3 separate regions of the Homo sapiens genome follow, and regions 1 and 3 are each linked to region 2. Evidence: chromatin contacts called from ENCODE Hi-C or POLR2A ChIA-PET data. All regions are on one chromosome and are shown on one strand. Each heading gives the region's core, a stretch centred on a gene start or an enhancer-like site at or near the end of the contact. The rest is flanking DNA. Distances are from core to core; before and after follow the strand shown.

Evidence for each region. Hi-C counts contacts between places; a loop is a spot of excess contacts on that map. ChIA-PET counts read pairs that join two places held with the same protein, here RNA polymerase II (POLR2A). Pooled maps may share reads with other maps.
Region 1: a loop to region 2 is called in a map with no recorded cell type, with 6 times the contacts of the local background. The contact joins two enhancer-like sites. A Hi-C loop is called at or near these places in 6 of 37 single-sample maps with no recorded cell type and 4 of 50 pooled maps. POLR2A ChIA-PET finds 5 or more read pairs at or near these places in 2 of 52 experiments (K562 and activated CD8-positive, alpha-beta T cell).
Region 3: a loop to region 2 is called in a map with no recorded cell type, with 8 times the contacts of the local background. The contact joins the promoter of PCSK6-AS1 here to the enhancer-like site in region 2. A Hi-C loop is called at or near these places in 1 of 37 single-sample maps with no recorded cell type and 4 of 50 pooled maps. POLR2A ChIA-PET finds 5 or more read pairs at or near these places in 6 of 52 experiments (H1, activated B cell, activated CD4-positive, alpha-beta T cell and 3 more).

What each region holds. Positions count from the first base shown.
Region 1 is chr15:101,499,041-101,503,580 of GRCh38, forward strand. No RefSeq gene overlaps it. Among named protein-coding and RNA genes, the nearest start is that of PCSK6, 12 kb to the left of the region's middle. Within about 2 kb of position 1,456, at least 9 of the 41 ENCODE cell types and tissues checked have a DNase peak (open chromatin) inside an H3K27ac peak, as active enhancers do.
Region 2 is chr15:101,404,061-101,409,064 of GRCh38, forward strand. The region is part of intron 6 of PCSK6 (proprotein convertase subtilisin/kexin type 6); the gene reads right to left. Among named protein-coding and RNA genes, the nearest start is that of PCSK6-AS1, 72 kb to the left of the region's middle. Within about 2 kb of position 2,696, at least 2 of the 41 ENCODE cell types and tissues checked have a DNase peak (open chromatin) inside an H3K27ac peak, as active enhancers do.
Region 3 is chr15:101,332,996-101,337,573 of GRCh38, forward strand. It overlaps PCSK6-AS1 (PCSK6 antisense RNA 1), which reads left to right and starts at 1,442. Exons shown (of 3, transcript NR_132373.1): 1 at 1,442-1,518; 2 at 3,783-3,942; 3 at 4,032-4,436. All of the region lies in intron 13 of PCSK6 (proprotein convertase subtilisin/kexin type 6), which reads right to left. RefSeq lists a silencer at 1,160-1,219.

The sequences.
Region 1 (4,540 bases), core at 206-2,705, 94 kb after region 2:
TGGCACTGTTTTTCTTGCTCTTCCTGTCCCACCATAGGGCCAGTTGCTGCTCCCAGACGGACTGGCCCTTCAGGCCCGGGCACCTTAGCTTCCACTATTTCTTCCTGACTGGATTCTTCTCGGTCTCCAGGCAGAATGGCTCTCCCTGGCTGTAGGACCTTATGTTTGGGGGCCCAACTGTGATTTGTGGCCTCACTGCCAGCCCTGTGTGTGACTCACGGTGAGGCCTCAGCAGCTGTTCCCTGCACCCCCATCTAAAACAGCTCCCTGCACCCCCATTTCTCACTGGCAAGATGAAGCCTCAGACCTGGCAATCTCGCTCCACCCCTATTTAAACAAGGCAGAACCTCTGATCTGGAATGTTCCCACTGCAGCCTCTCCCAGAGCCTTGGGAAGGAGTTGGCTAATACAATGCTGGGTGGCAGGGCTGTGCCAGCAGTGCAGTGATTTTTAAAATATGTGTTAGAGCCCTGGGTTTTTCCTATAAATGAGATGGTCGGCCATCATCCTAAATGTCACTCCCTCACTATTAGGCCACAGTGATGTTCCTAAAAGAGTCAACAGTAAAGACCTGTTTGTAGGTATCTAGGAGCCGGCAGCAGACCCTGGGGACACAGGACCAAACGTAGGGAGGTTTCAACTCTGGATCTCCATCGATTCTGAGCACCTCGGTGACCGGGGTGGGCTTCAGGCTTCCTGAGCTGGGGCTACAGGAGTGCAAAGGGGTTTTATGATGAGTCCATGTATTAAATGAAATAAGGGCCCACAGAAAAGAGAAGGCTGGGACCGCAGGTGTCCAAGAAGCAAGGCACAGAGGCAAGCAGGTTCCTTCCCACACGCAGCTGAGGTCCACTCAAAAGGTGATCCTGAAGAAATTATGCTAGAATCAGCAGAGTGGGCCTCGGCTGAGTGTGGAATCCAGCCCACTACTTGCTGGCTGTGTGACCCTGGACCAGGCACCTACCCTCCTATGCTTCCGTTTTCTCTGCTGCAGAAGAGGCTGCCAATGATGCCTTCCCTTAGGGAGTGAGCCAGGCCGTAATTCAAGGCTAGGCAGCACCTGGCAGCTGGCATGCTGGCAGCAGACCTCCTGACACACGTGCCCTTGGTTTGGCAGATGCTGGCAAGGGTTGTGGTGACAGCGGACACGTGAACCACGACAGCTGGAAGGGAACAGTGGAGGGGAGGGCACTATGCTGAGTCACATTTAGACCTCACTAAAACCGAAGTGGTTCCTGTTAACTTGCTTTGGTCTATGTGGTGGATTTAGGGCTTCCAAAAATCCTCTTAAGGCTTTTTATATCCTCCTCACTATTTATAGTCTAAACTCCCCCAAATCCCCAACCCAGACAAAATCATTCCTGCTATGTTTTCTTTCGATGCCAAGCTCACCAGCAGCAGAGAACATAGCTGCATGACATGGGGCCCGATAGGCTGCTCATGCCTGTGCCCCTCCCTCCAGGAGTGAGACTTGGGAAATCCTTTACCCTCTGCAGGTTCTGTGTTTATCCTTTGCAGGGTCACCTGCCACAATGTCCAACTCCTGCCACCCACAGGAACTCCAGCAATGCTACTGATTCCCACCATCCAATATTGTGATTTTTCAAAGGTTGAAAATTTGATAAGCAAACAACACATATGTGGCCCAAATAATTTTGCATCTGGGTCTTTTCATCTGGACTGAGGCCAATGCCCTTATTCTTCTTCCTTCTCCTTCGGAGCCCTTTCTCCCTCCATCCTGTAAAAGTAATCTTTCATTAGAAATCAGCAAAGTGGAACAGTATACTCCCTCCTGAGCATGTACCAGTCACAGGTCACAGGTGATCACCACTGTCAAGAAGAAAGTCTAATTCAGTCCTCACCTTTGATAGACGGGAAGTCTGGAACCTTCTTAGTCACGGCCTCTCAGGCAGAAGATAACAGAAGACTTGCCACAGTGCATGGCAGGGCCACAAGACAGCAGGAGGGGAAGTGACACTCAAGTCCTGTCTCCTGGAATAGGCAGGGGATGGTCCAAGTGAAGTGGGATTGCTCAGGCAGGAGGAGAAGAGGCAGAGGGGCACTGTGGCTAGGGAAGAGGCTCCAGCCCTGACCACCTGGGTTCTCATCCCAGCTCGGCCACCTCCCAGCTGCCTGACCTCAGATGAGTCCATTGACCTCTCTGGGCCTCAGTTTTCCCAGCTGAGCATAAAATGGGCATATTTGTGTCCACCTTAAATGAATTAGTGTACAGTGCCTGGACCTGGGCCTGGCACTCAGACAGCATTATGTGAGAGCTGTTCTCATCAGGCCAGAGGTTTAGCAATACCTCATTGCTACTTGTAAACATGCCTGGTTCTGGAAGTGTCTGTGTGGGTGTGTCTGAGTTAACACAGACATGCCCCAGGCTGGCCAACCCCACAGGCCGGACTTGTATCTCCCCCAGCAGAGACCCCCAGGCCAGCCTCTCCTCTCCCTCCACAGCCCAGACCTAGAAGGACTGCACAGCCTGGGGACCTCAGCTCCTTCCCCTACGTGCCTGGTGAAAGGAGGGAAACAGGCAGTGAAGAAAGAAGGAGCAGAGGAGGAGACAAAAACTCACCTCTCCTGAACCCTCTGTAAGGCTTTTGCATGCATTCGTGTCTGAGCTCCTAAAGTCCGTGTCCTGTTTTACAAACAAGAAAGCCCCGATCCTCCGAGGGAGCCAGGGCTTTGCCTGAGGTCTTGTCAGGTGAACAGTTAGGGTTCTGGAATGGGTGGCTGTGAAGGCACAAGGCAAAGGCAGAGGGAGGAGCCTGGGCAGCCACCCGGCCCCATCTCTTCCTGCCACGCCGTGAGGGCATCCTCAGATAAGGACCCAGGCACAAGAACCTTGACGGGAGGGGAGAAGGACACCCCGGCTGGCCCATCCCCACGGGTCGGTAGAAACAGGAGACAGGCCCGAGGACTCCCTGGTGACCAGGGACCATCTGTGGCATCCCCCTCCAGGACTGTGCCCCGGGGAGAACCGCTCACTGGGGATCAGCAGGCTGCACTGTTGCCCCCTGGAGGATGCAGAAGGAGAGAGACACGGTGCCCGGACTCGGCAGCCCCATGATCCCAAGCTGGGAACCCCCCGGGCAGGCTTCAGACTCCTTTACTGTCTGCCTGTCACCCCCAGGCCCCTCCTGCCAGGGGGAGCTCAAGGGAGTGAGTCCCCCTGGTGGCGGGGAAGCCCGTCCTTTGGGATGGAAAAGCCCGAGGCCGCCCCAGCTCCCTGGCCACCATCGTGCAAAGGCAGCAAGGCGGACAGTCAAAGGACGTGCATCCTGCAGGGGCTTGATCCTTTTGATGCCTACTGATGAGGGGCAAGTCACTGTCTATGAAGGGTCTACAATGTCCCCAAATTCTGCCCCTAATGTCGCTTTAGAAGTCAAGCCTATCCCTGCTAGTGGCATTTAGGAGCTGAATTATATCTTCTTTTAAAAAAGAAAAAAAAAGGCTTCTCTCCAGAGAAGTATTCAGATGCCCATGAGCTCTGCCATCCAATATGAATATTCCCTTAAAAATGAAAATTATGGCGCACTTAAAAAGGAGCATGTTATGTCAGCACCGGGGATAAGACAATTTATTACTGTCTACAAAAGGAAGGCTCTAATGCCGTGGTAGAGGCTGGCTCAGCGGGCTGTAAATTATGAGCCATTCTCTGGCTGGTGGAAATAAATCCTCTTGTCACTCACTGTGCTCTCCCCTTGACAGGCCAGCAGGCCGCCGGGAGCAGGCAGAGTCAGGAATTCCATGTCCGTGACCTGAGAGCCGCACCACTCCACCTCCTGGGCCTCACTCCGCCCTATACACGCGCACACTTAATGACATCTCTGATCATGTCTTCAGGACGCATACCCTCTTTGACTTGAAAAAGTAACAACTGTTTGTGGCCTTCTCACAGGCCGAAAAGAACAAGCGGGGTCCAGTGGAGAAAGGTGAGGCATGGGAAGGCCTGGCCCGAGCACTGTGACTTCAGCGAGGCACCCTCCACCCCTCTCAGCTTTCCTGGTCTGAAAGTAGAATTTCGCCAGAGGGTGAGCCGACAGGTAGAGCTGTTTCCACCTGCGTGTGCTGCCTGTGAGCTGGGGAACTGCCCACACTGGGAGGGGTTGGGAAGCGTAGGAGGGCACCTGTCGCAGACGTTGAGGAGGGGCTGCCTTTCCCCTCCAGGGGCTGACCTCCCAGGTGATTCCCAGAGCCAGACCACAATTCCAGAATTCAGTGAAAACAGCGCCAAATCCTATTCCCTCCCGATCCCACCCTGATCCCTGCCTCTGGTAAACCGGTAAGTCTTGTTTTCCCCACCACCACCTCCCACTCACCACCTTCCTAAAGCGATCTGTGCCATCAGCCCCTACTGTGAGTACAGCCCTCTAAGCCACTCAGAGGGACTTCCTTTGGAAGCTCACTGTCGGAGACATCCTGCATGCATCCAGGTAGAGACATCATGAACAAAGAATACGGGCCGGGCACGGTGGCTCATGCCTGTAATCACAGCACTTTGGGAGGCTGAGACGGGCAGATCATGAGGTCA
Region 2 (5,004 bases), core at 1,446-3,945:
ATTAATCCTTTGTTGGTAATGCAGGTTATAAAAATCTTCTCCCAGTGTATGCCTGGTCTTCTCACTGTGTTTATGGTAGCTCTAGACAAACAGAGGTTCTTAATTTTAATAGAGCAAGAGCTCACCTCCCTGTGAAGATCAAAGGAGTCGTAACAGGGGCCAACCTTCTCTGGGTTTCTGGGTTTGCTGGCATCTATTGTAAGTTCCTTTCCCCCTTTTATAGGCAGGGCAGAGCCACCTCTAGGCCCAGCTCACATGGGCTGTGGCATCAGCTCACTGTATTTTGTCCTTTCTGGGTGGAGAGGAGGGGTCGGGTGGACATGAAGTGGGGTCTTTCCCAAATCTGTGGTCCATGTGCCTGCCATCCCATCTCCATGGCTGTGTCAGGGACACTGGGCCCAAGTGTCCAGCTCTCTCAGCCAGGAACCTCCAAGAGAAGGGTCAGGGCCAGGCCCAGTGCAAGAGGCTGGCAAGATCGTGGCCGCCGGCAAGATACAGAGCAGCTCACGGTAGGGGAAGAGAGTGGGGTCAGAGAGTCCTGGGGTGTAATCTCGCTTCCACATGACCTTGGGCCATGGTCTCAACCTCTCTAAATCATGTTTCTTACAATTTTTATCTACCGGGGCAGTTAAGAAGATTAACGAAAAGCTAAGTTGAGGCCCTGGCCCCGGAACTGCTGGATAAATGGCAGCAGGGTTCTCTTTGCCCTTACTTTCAGCCATGGATCTCCAGGGCAGGAGACCTCACTGGCCACCCGGGGGTCAAGACCAATTCTGATGCTCTAAGTGGTGAAGCTGATCCTGTTCTAGGATTCTCTCTACAAGTTATAGGTGTTGAAATGCCTATTTTTGAACAAGAAGAACGGGATGCCAGAAGACATCCAAAAATACATAAAAACATATGACCAGAATGATTTCCCAACACCTCTCACCATGCTTTTCATCTTGGAAAAAGACTGACTGATGTGTGGGAAAGCAAGCATCACGCGCTTAGATCTTAATGAAGCATCTATTTTCCCCAACACTGACAAGTTGCCAACAAAGAAAAGGTAAATATTTTCAGTAGAAGCCTGCTGTTCCAACATGAGCTTTAAATGTGAATGGCTCTCTGGAAATGCCAAGGAGAAGAAAAACAGTAATGATTTCTCTAATGAGAAAAGAAAGGCCCATTTACTATAAAATGTCAGGTATAAATTTGATTTGGGCAAATTGTTTTGATGGCATTGATGGCAATGAACTCCCCATGGTCAGCTTGCTAACGGACTGCTTTTGGGCATGCTGGGTTCAGAGCACAGCGTGGCACAATGAACCCGCCTGCCCAGTCCACTCTAAGGACGAGTCTGTGGGTGTGAGGCGGGAGGAGTGTTGAGTGGAAGGAAGATGGTTGCTTTGGAGAACCTGGTGCCTTTGTGTTTGAGGGAAGAACTCGGGGTGCTATGGGAACCAATCCCCCCACTGACAATTGCAGCTGCCCACAGAAGCTCCATCCAGGAAGGAATCACACCAGTTTGCCTTGCTTTAAATAATACGTGCATTCCTATAAAATCTCCTAAACCCAATAATATTTTAAATGCCCTGGGAGAACTTGATGAAATGAATGATTTTACAACTCACTTAGTGAAGCTAAAAAAAAAAACAAAGCCACTTTTTTTCCGTAGTGACCTGTCTTTCCTCCATTTCCCCTGCTTCTAATTTTTTTTTTCAGACAGAGTCTCCCTCTGTCGCCCAGGCTGGAGTGCAGTGGCGTGATCTCAGCTCACTGCAACCTCGCCTCCCAGGTTCGAGCGATTCTCCTGCCTCAGCCACTGGAGTAGCTGGGATTACAGGCACACACCACCACGCCTGGCTAATTTTTATATTTTTAGTAGAGATGGGGCTTCGCCATGCTGGCCAGGCTGGTCTCAAACCCCTGACCTCAAGTGATCTGCCCACCTCGGCCTCCCAAAGTGCTGGGATTACAGGTATGAACCACCGTACCCGGCCGCCTGCTTCTAATTTATATCTCGACTTTCCAAATAGCAGGTTTGTATAAGGCAAGGTGAACCTATCAACATGCAGCCGGCCCCAGTCAGCACGAGACACAGCATTTCCCCTGAAAACTTTCTAGGAAGCTCAACATTAAGAGCAATGGGAAGAACACACCCACAAGCCCACACACCCACACACACACACGCACACATGCACATCAATACAAGTCAGCCCTCCTGCCCGGGGGGATAACGGCTGGAGGAAGGCAGGGAGCGGGACACGCTGGGCCCACTTTTGTTTATTGAGAAGTAATGTATTTTGCCTTCAGCGAATGAATGGCAATGCAGAAGCAATGAACAGGAGCAAATAAAATTAGACTGTCGCTTCCTGAGTGTGACAAATAGGCCTCCCCAACACATTTTGCTCATTAGCCCTGGGTTTATTTTAGTAAGTCCACAGAGAATTATGTTTTGTTTTTGTTTTGTTTTTTTCAGTAAAACTATAGCACATTCTGTTCTATGAGCAGCCATTCCGGGCCAAGTAAGGTTTCAACAGTTACTTAGAAATGCTACAATCCTAAAAGGTTTCTGTCAACCCTCATTATCACCTAAGACAATAGACACGGCTTTCAAATTGCTAACTATGCCCCCACAGGACAGCCTTGTTCTAGGAGCTCCAGGGAGCTGTGGTCTGCCGAGTTGTCAAGGCAGACCTACGTTCGCCATCGTGACATGAAGTGTGTGGGGACGCGCGGGGGATCACCAAGCCAAATCTCTTCCTGCTTCCTGTTCTGTTCCTGATGCCCTGATGGAGCCACTCCACCTCCTTCTACAGTGGAAACACAGCTGTAGCCAGCGACGCTCCTTATGGGCATGTCCTGCATGCAGCCCTGGATCCAGGAGATGAGGTCTGTCCCAGGTCAGGTCCCGTGATAACTGAGACTGGTTCCCCAGTCTGTGGTCCATGTGTCTGGCGTCCCATCTCCACAGCTGTGTCACGGACACAGGTGCGCAGCTCTCTCAGCCAGCGACCTCCAAGAGAAGGGCCGTGACCAGCGTGGGAGGCTGGCAGTGTGGTGTGGCAAGGGTATGGCCCCTGGCAAGATACAGAGCAGCTCATGGTAGGGGGAAGACAGCTGGGGTCAGAGAGTCCTGGAGCGGAATGTCGGCTCTGCATGACCTTGGGCCATAGTCTCAGCCTCTCTAAATCATGTTTTCTACAATATTTATCTGCCAAGGCAGTTGAGAAGATTAATGAAAAGCTAAGTTGAGGCCCTGGCCCTGGTACTGCGTCTGGGATAACTTTGGTATCATCCATCTTCTCCCCTTCCTCTTGTATTTTCAGTATCTGATGCTTTGACATCTGGGGCTTGCTGACCCTGGGGAGACTGTTCCTTCAGGCGCTACCCAGGGTCTCGGGATAGTAAACTACCCATCAGGAGTGTGCTTTTCACATGCAAGCCAACCAATCCAGAGTCTACACCCCAGCCACCTCCATCATGGGCTCTCACACACCAGGTCACTACTCCCTTAACCTAACCACCCAAGGCCAGGTGTCAGGCAGCTAGGGACAGCCCCTATTCCCCTGAGTCTGCTGAAATTATTCAGCCTAGCTGATTCTGAACTTGCCTTCTCTGCCTCACCCACTCCTTCCCACAGAAACCACCACAAGGCCTCTGGCCCGTGTCTTCCCCTCTCTCCTGCCTCCTGACAGAACCCGCTGCTTCTCTGTGTGGCCCCACATACGGTACTGGGACGCATCCTCTTGGGAACTGGAACAAACCACCTTTTCAATGCATGGCAGTGGTCTCCTCATCTGCTGGCCTTGCCAAACCTAAATAATACCGAAAATGATTGTACATATTTAAACAGGTCTCTCTTTGATAATCGGGTCCTGTTGATTCTTCAAAGAACAATACAAAACCTGGAAAAGCCTTAGCCATGGTCTAGAGGTTTGACATCGAGGCTGACCCTTTCACGGTCTCCCCGCTAGGGAATGAGGGCTGGAGAACAGAAGTGCATGGCCCAGGCACACACAGGAAGCCAGTGAGAGCCGGCAGCTTGGGATGCAGGACAGGACAGCAGGCTTCTGAGCCAGATGGAGCACCCGTACATCTGCACCACACGCAAGTACGGCAAGGAACCCTAGAGGAGGCGCACGTGCCAAGAAAGCAAACCCATATCCTGAACGGACCTCTGAAGGGGACACGGACGGCGAAAAGGAGACGTTCATGCCGCCATGAACAAAGGCCACCCAGGAGCTTGTTTCTAAGACTCAGCGTGCTCTCTTCCTGTCTCTCTGCTTCTTTCTTATGTACACCCAGGAAGAAAGCCCCTCAGCAGCCCTCTCAGGAACCCAGGGCTATGCAGCCCACAGCATTCGAGAGCTAGCCTCACCCATTCTCTGCGGGTGTCTGCAGCAGGGCGGCCTGAGGAGGGCATGGCCACCAGGGAGACACAGGGCAGAAGGGGCTATGCCAGTTCTTGCCCATCTCCTCCTTCCTATGGCTCCTGCTTAGCCTGGCGATGCTCAGATCTAGCAGGCAGGGGCCTTGGATGTGTTGGGGGAGGTGAGGGACGAGGAAGTGGGGAACACCCGCTCCCTGACAGCAGCAGCTCCTAACATTCACCAAATCCCCCCAAGCCCCCCAGTGCATTTAAAATCCTCTTGCAGTTGAAAATGCGCTGGGAACCTTTGAAGATTAATCTACAGCTTAAACTGTTCTCTTAAAATGCTCACAGGCCTAAACTGCTTAATGGAAACACTAACGAGACTGAATTCTGTGACTCAGAATTAACATAATTAACCAATTTATGGGCATGGATTAATTTAGCTGTTATGTACTTAACATTTTCGTGTTTATGAAAGGAAAAACATGATTCAGTTCCCCAATCAAAATATGGAGCAAAAACACCAACAGGAATCTGGTCGCTGCCGTTTACTTTTCCTTCCCAGAAACAGGGCAAACATGGTCTGAAAAGATGCACCTATATCCGGGGGCCGGAGCAGGGGAGCTTTTCTGTTTGTCAGGTGGGAG
Region 3 (4,578 bases), core at 192-2,691, 72 kb before region 2:
ATGATGGGGCTATGTTGGGATGAATCCACCATAAGTTGAAAATATCATCGAAATAAGTCAACTTGCAATTTGTAAGTCAAAGAGCATCTATGCAATTAATTAACGCCTATCTGCAGGCCGACTCTGCTGCTGGCCACTGGTTTAAGCTTCTTCTTCTTCTTTTTTTTAACCACGGCATCCCCAGAATTCAGAGCAGGGTTACTGTTTAGAAGGTCATCACCCCACATAGTTGAGGGGGCCAGGGGCCAGTGTGACCTGCCCAAGGACAGCTGCTCATGCTGACGGGGCTCCCGGACGCCCCAGCCTTTCAATGTTTGTTTCTAATTGGATTGGCTCAATAGGAAACACATGCACACACATGTTCAGCTGTGAACCCCCTCAGTGGGCCCTCATGACTGTCTCCTGCGACCCAAGCTGGGGACAGGGCCATTGCTGGCTCAATGTCTCTGTTGGCTGAAAAATCCCTGCTTCCTCTTCCTTTCCTGCCATGGGGTTTCTTGGCAATCAGAATGGTTTCGGGGAGGAAGAATACTGCTCTGATTCTTTGCTGTTGACTGTGTTTTCTCAACACTTACCTCTGCCCATGCTCGCTACTCCACCCGCTGGCTCTAAATGGCAGCCTGTCTGTCTTTACATACCTGCCTATGCACTGTTTCTGCAATGCAGGCCCCTCTGCCAGTACAACTTTACTTTTTGTTCCAATTCTGGAAATCTCTTAGCGTTTCTAAATTCCAGAACAGGAGCTCCTGCTCATCCTCATACCATAAGCCCATAGGCTGTAATCCACACCATCCTGGGTGGGTGGGCGGGCAGGTGAAAGACAGGCGGGACTGGCCCCACTGGTGCGATTCGAAATGGCATTCGACACTGACCCATTTACACAATGTGGCATGTGGCAGCCCTGTTTCATTTTAACCACAGCCTCAACTGGCTAAGTACTAGGTTGCAAAAGGCTGGAGCCTGCACACTGTCCCAAGTCAGATTCTGTACTGCCCAAGCCTCCCTTAGCCTGGACAGGGCCGGAAGAGGTAAGCAAGGCCCTCCTACATGAAACAGCATCCCCAGCATAGCATTTCTAGCACACGGTCTTCCACAGGGCTCGGTTCATTAAGCCCCACAGCAGCTCCCCCTCCCTGACACAGTTCCTAACCCAGCCTACGTGTGTGGTGACAGCGACACAGGAAGTTGTTCTCACCGCTGCAGCAGTGACACAGGAAGTTGTTCTCACCGCTGCAGCAGTGACACAGGAAGTTGTTCTCACCGCTGCAGCAGTGACACAGGAAGTTGTTCTCACCGCTGCAGCAGTGACACAGGAAGTTGTTCTCACCGCTGCAGCAGTGACACAGGAAGTTGTTCTCACCGCTGCAGCAGTGACACAGGAAGTTGTTCTCACCGCTGCAGCAGTGACACAGGAAGTTGTTCTCACCGCTGCAGCAGTGACACAGGAAGTTGTTCTCACCGCTGCAGCAGTGACACAGGAAGTTGTTCTCACCACTGCAGGTGCAGAAAACAAGCCTGGTGAGGAACCTCTGACTCTCCTCAGCTCCTTAGGGTCCAGTTACAGCCACATTCCGACCACAAAGGAATCCGAGCACTTTAACCACCAAGTGGTGCACTGAGATTGGCTGGGGTTGTGATGATGGTAGGACAGGGACCAAGGGCTCTAGAGGCTATCATTTGAGTTGAAGTTTATTTCAATTATAGAGGATGTCTCCAAAAACACCCACAAAAGGCCTGGTCACCAAAACTGGATTTTTATTTTCAGATATAGTTTTGGTGGGACAAACAAGAGGGGCTGCTCCACACTCAGGGTCAGTGGTGTGCACTGTGTGGAAAAAGAGAGCAGGAAGAATTCCCAGGGACCCAGCAGACAGGCAGCCTCATGGGAGGAGGCTGGACTGGAATGGAAGAGAGACTTCATTATTATTACACTCTCTGTTTGACTTTATGTGTGTGTGTGTGTATGTGTGTATGTGTGTATTTAGACAGGGTCTCACTCTGTTGCCTAGGCTGGAGTACAGTGGTACGATCATGGCTCACTGCAGCCCCAACTTCCCAGGCTCAAGCCATCCTCCCACCTCAGCATCCCAAGTGGCTAGGACTACAGGTGTGCACCACCACGCCCGGCTACTTTTTGTATTTTTGGTAGAGATAGAGTTTCACTATGTTTCTCAGGCTGGTCTCAAACTCCTGAGCTCAAGCGATCCTCCCACGTTGGCCTCCCAAAGTGTAGGATTTACTGGTGTGAGCCACGCGCCCAGCCTGTTTGACTTTTTGTTAAAACCACAACATATGTTACCTGTTCATATATAAACATTAAAACTTTTTAAAAGTTTAATGTTTAAAATCTATGAATAAAGTGGTTGTATGGTCAAAAAACCCCATTAAAAAGCAGTAGTACTCGGGGTTTTGATTTTTGTCTCTGAATAAGTAATATACAAGGATGGCTCAGAAATGCAAAAGTATAAAAGTGCATATGACGAAGTCTCCCTCCCCATGGGCAATGTTGGTTCCCCGTTTCTTGTGTATCATTTCTGAAGCATTTTATTCTTATTCAAGCAAATATGAACATATGTTTCCCCATCCTTTTTGGTAACACACCTGCTAGCACTTTCTGCACCTTGAGTTTTCCATTAACAGTGTATCCTTATGATCCTTCCATGGCTGCACAGGAGAGATGTAGTGTTGTTTACTTAAACAATCCCCTACTCATGGACGTTTAGGTTGTTTATAAACTTTGGCAATTATAGTCATGTGTAGCTTAACTATGGGGATACCTCCTGAGAAATGCAGGTGATTTTGTTGTTTTGTGAATACCATAGAGTGTGCTTACACAAACCTAGATGGTACCCCTACTCCACACCTAGGCTATAGGGTACAGCCTGCGGCTCCCAGGCCACAAACCTGTGCAGGATGGTGCTGTATGGAATACTGTAGGCAACTGTAACACAATGATAAGTGTTTGTGTACCTAAACACACCTAAACATAAAAAGGGTACAGTCAAAATACGACATTAGAATCTTATGCAATGACTATTGAATATGGGGTCTGCTACTGATGGAAATGTCATTTTGCAGCACACGACTACACAAATAGTGCTCTATCCTTGGTCACATAGGGAGCAACTACTTGAGGTGAGCAGAGCAAGGGCCCTGGAACAACAGGGTCTGGAACCTGGCTTTGCCCCTGCTAGCAAATTACTTCATCTCTGTTCCTTAGTTTCCTCATTTGTAACGTGGGGATAATAATAACGTCTCCGAATGTCTACCTCACAGGGTTGCTTTGGAGATTAAATGACTTCATGATGGTAAAGCACTTAGAATAGAGACTGGCACGCAGGAGCTGTCCATTAAGGGAAACCTACTGCACACGTCATTTCAGCTGTGTGCATGTGTACCTGTAGGCTACATTACTAGACGTAAAACTCGTCACACGTCACATGTCACACGTCAAAAGGAACGGGCTCCCTTGCAGCCTGCAGCTATGGCTTACATTGCCAATCCGATAACTCAGAAAGGTTAACGTCGCATTTCTCTCATTATATGAGAAACGGAGCATCCTTTTCATATAATTAAGAGCAAGACAAATTTCTGATTTGATAAAATTAAAAGCAATTTATAAACTTGTAAATTTACCAAAGATATTTGCTAGGAACAAGGGATGAGACGTCTAAGATGCATAGAAGCAGATCTTAGCTGCATTTGTAACAAGGGCCAGTGGAATGAAATGGTGTTTTGCTCACACATGGTTTGTATTTTTGTTCTTTCTCTCGATCTGCAAGATACTCATGACAGCCTATGAGGGGCCAGGCACTGACTGAGCTAACAACCTGCGGAGCTGAGAGCTGGGAGCTCCAAAAACGCCAGCAGGGAAGAAGCAGTGGGACCAAAGCAACCCCTTCCTGCATGTGCCTCCAAAAGAGACCTTTCCTTTTCTAATAGGTGCGATTTGTGACACTTGACCTAAGGTTAGGTTTAGACAATGGTAATCTGGGAGACATTTATCTCTCTCTCTCTTTTTTTTTTTTTAGATGGTGTCTCGCTCTGTTGCCCGGCTGGAGTGCAGTGGCACCATCTCAGCTCACTGCAAGCTCCGCCTCCTGGGTTCACGCCATTCTCCTGCCTCAGCCTCCTGAGTAGCTGGGACTACAGGCGCCCGCCACCATGCCCGGCTAATTTTTGTATTTTTAGTAGAGATGGGGTTTCAGAATGTTTGCCAGGATGGTCTTGGTCTCTTGACCTTGTGATCCGCGTGCCTCCCAAAGTGCTGGGATTACAGGCATGAGCCACTGCACCTGGCCTATCTCCCCTTTCTAGTACTTAAATGCTTTTTTCACTTTCTCAACCAAGGGAGTCACTTTGGTTTTCCTGCCTTTGGAAGACGTAAAAATGAGAATTCCATACCTATGGCATAAAGTGTATGGCATAAATTTGAAGAGTGATTCTTTTTTAAAATTACTTTTTCCCTAGTTAGAATAAAAATTATTAAATGTTGAGATATTTAAAGAAAAATAAAAATAAATCACCTATAACTCTTTTGGCATATTTCCTCCTGGGCTCTTTCCTATGCATGTGTAT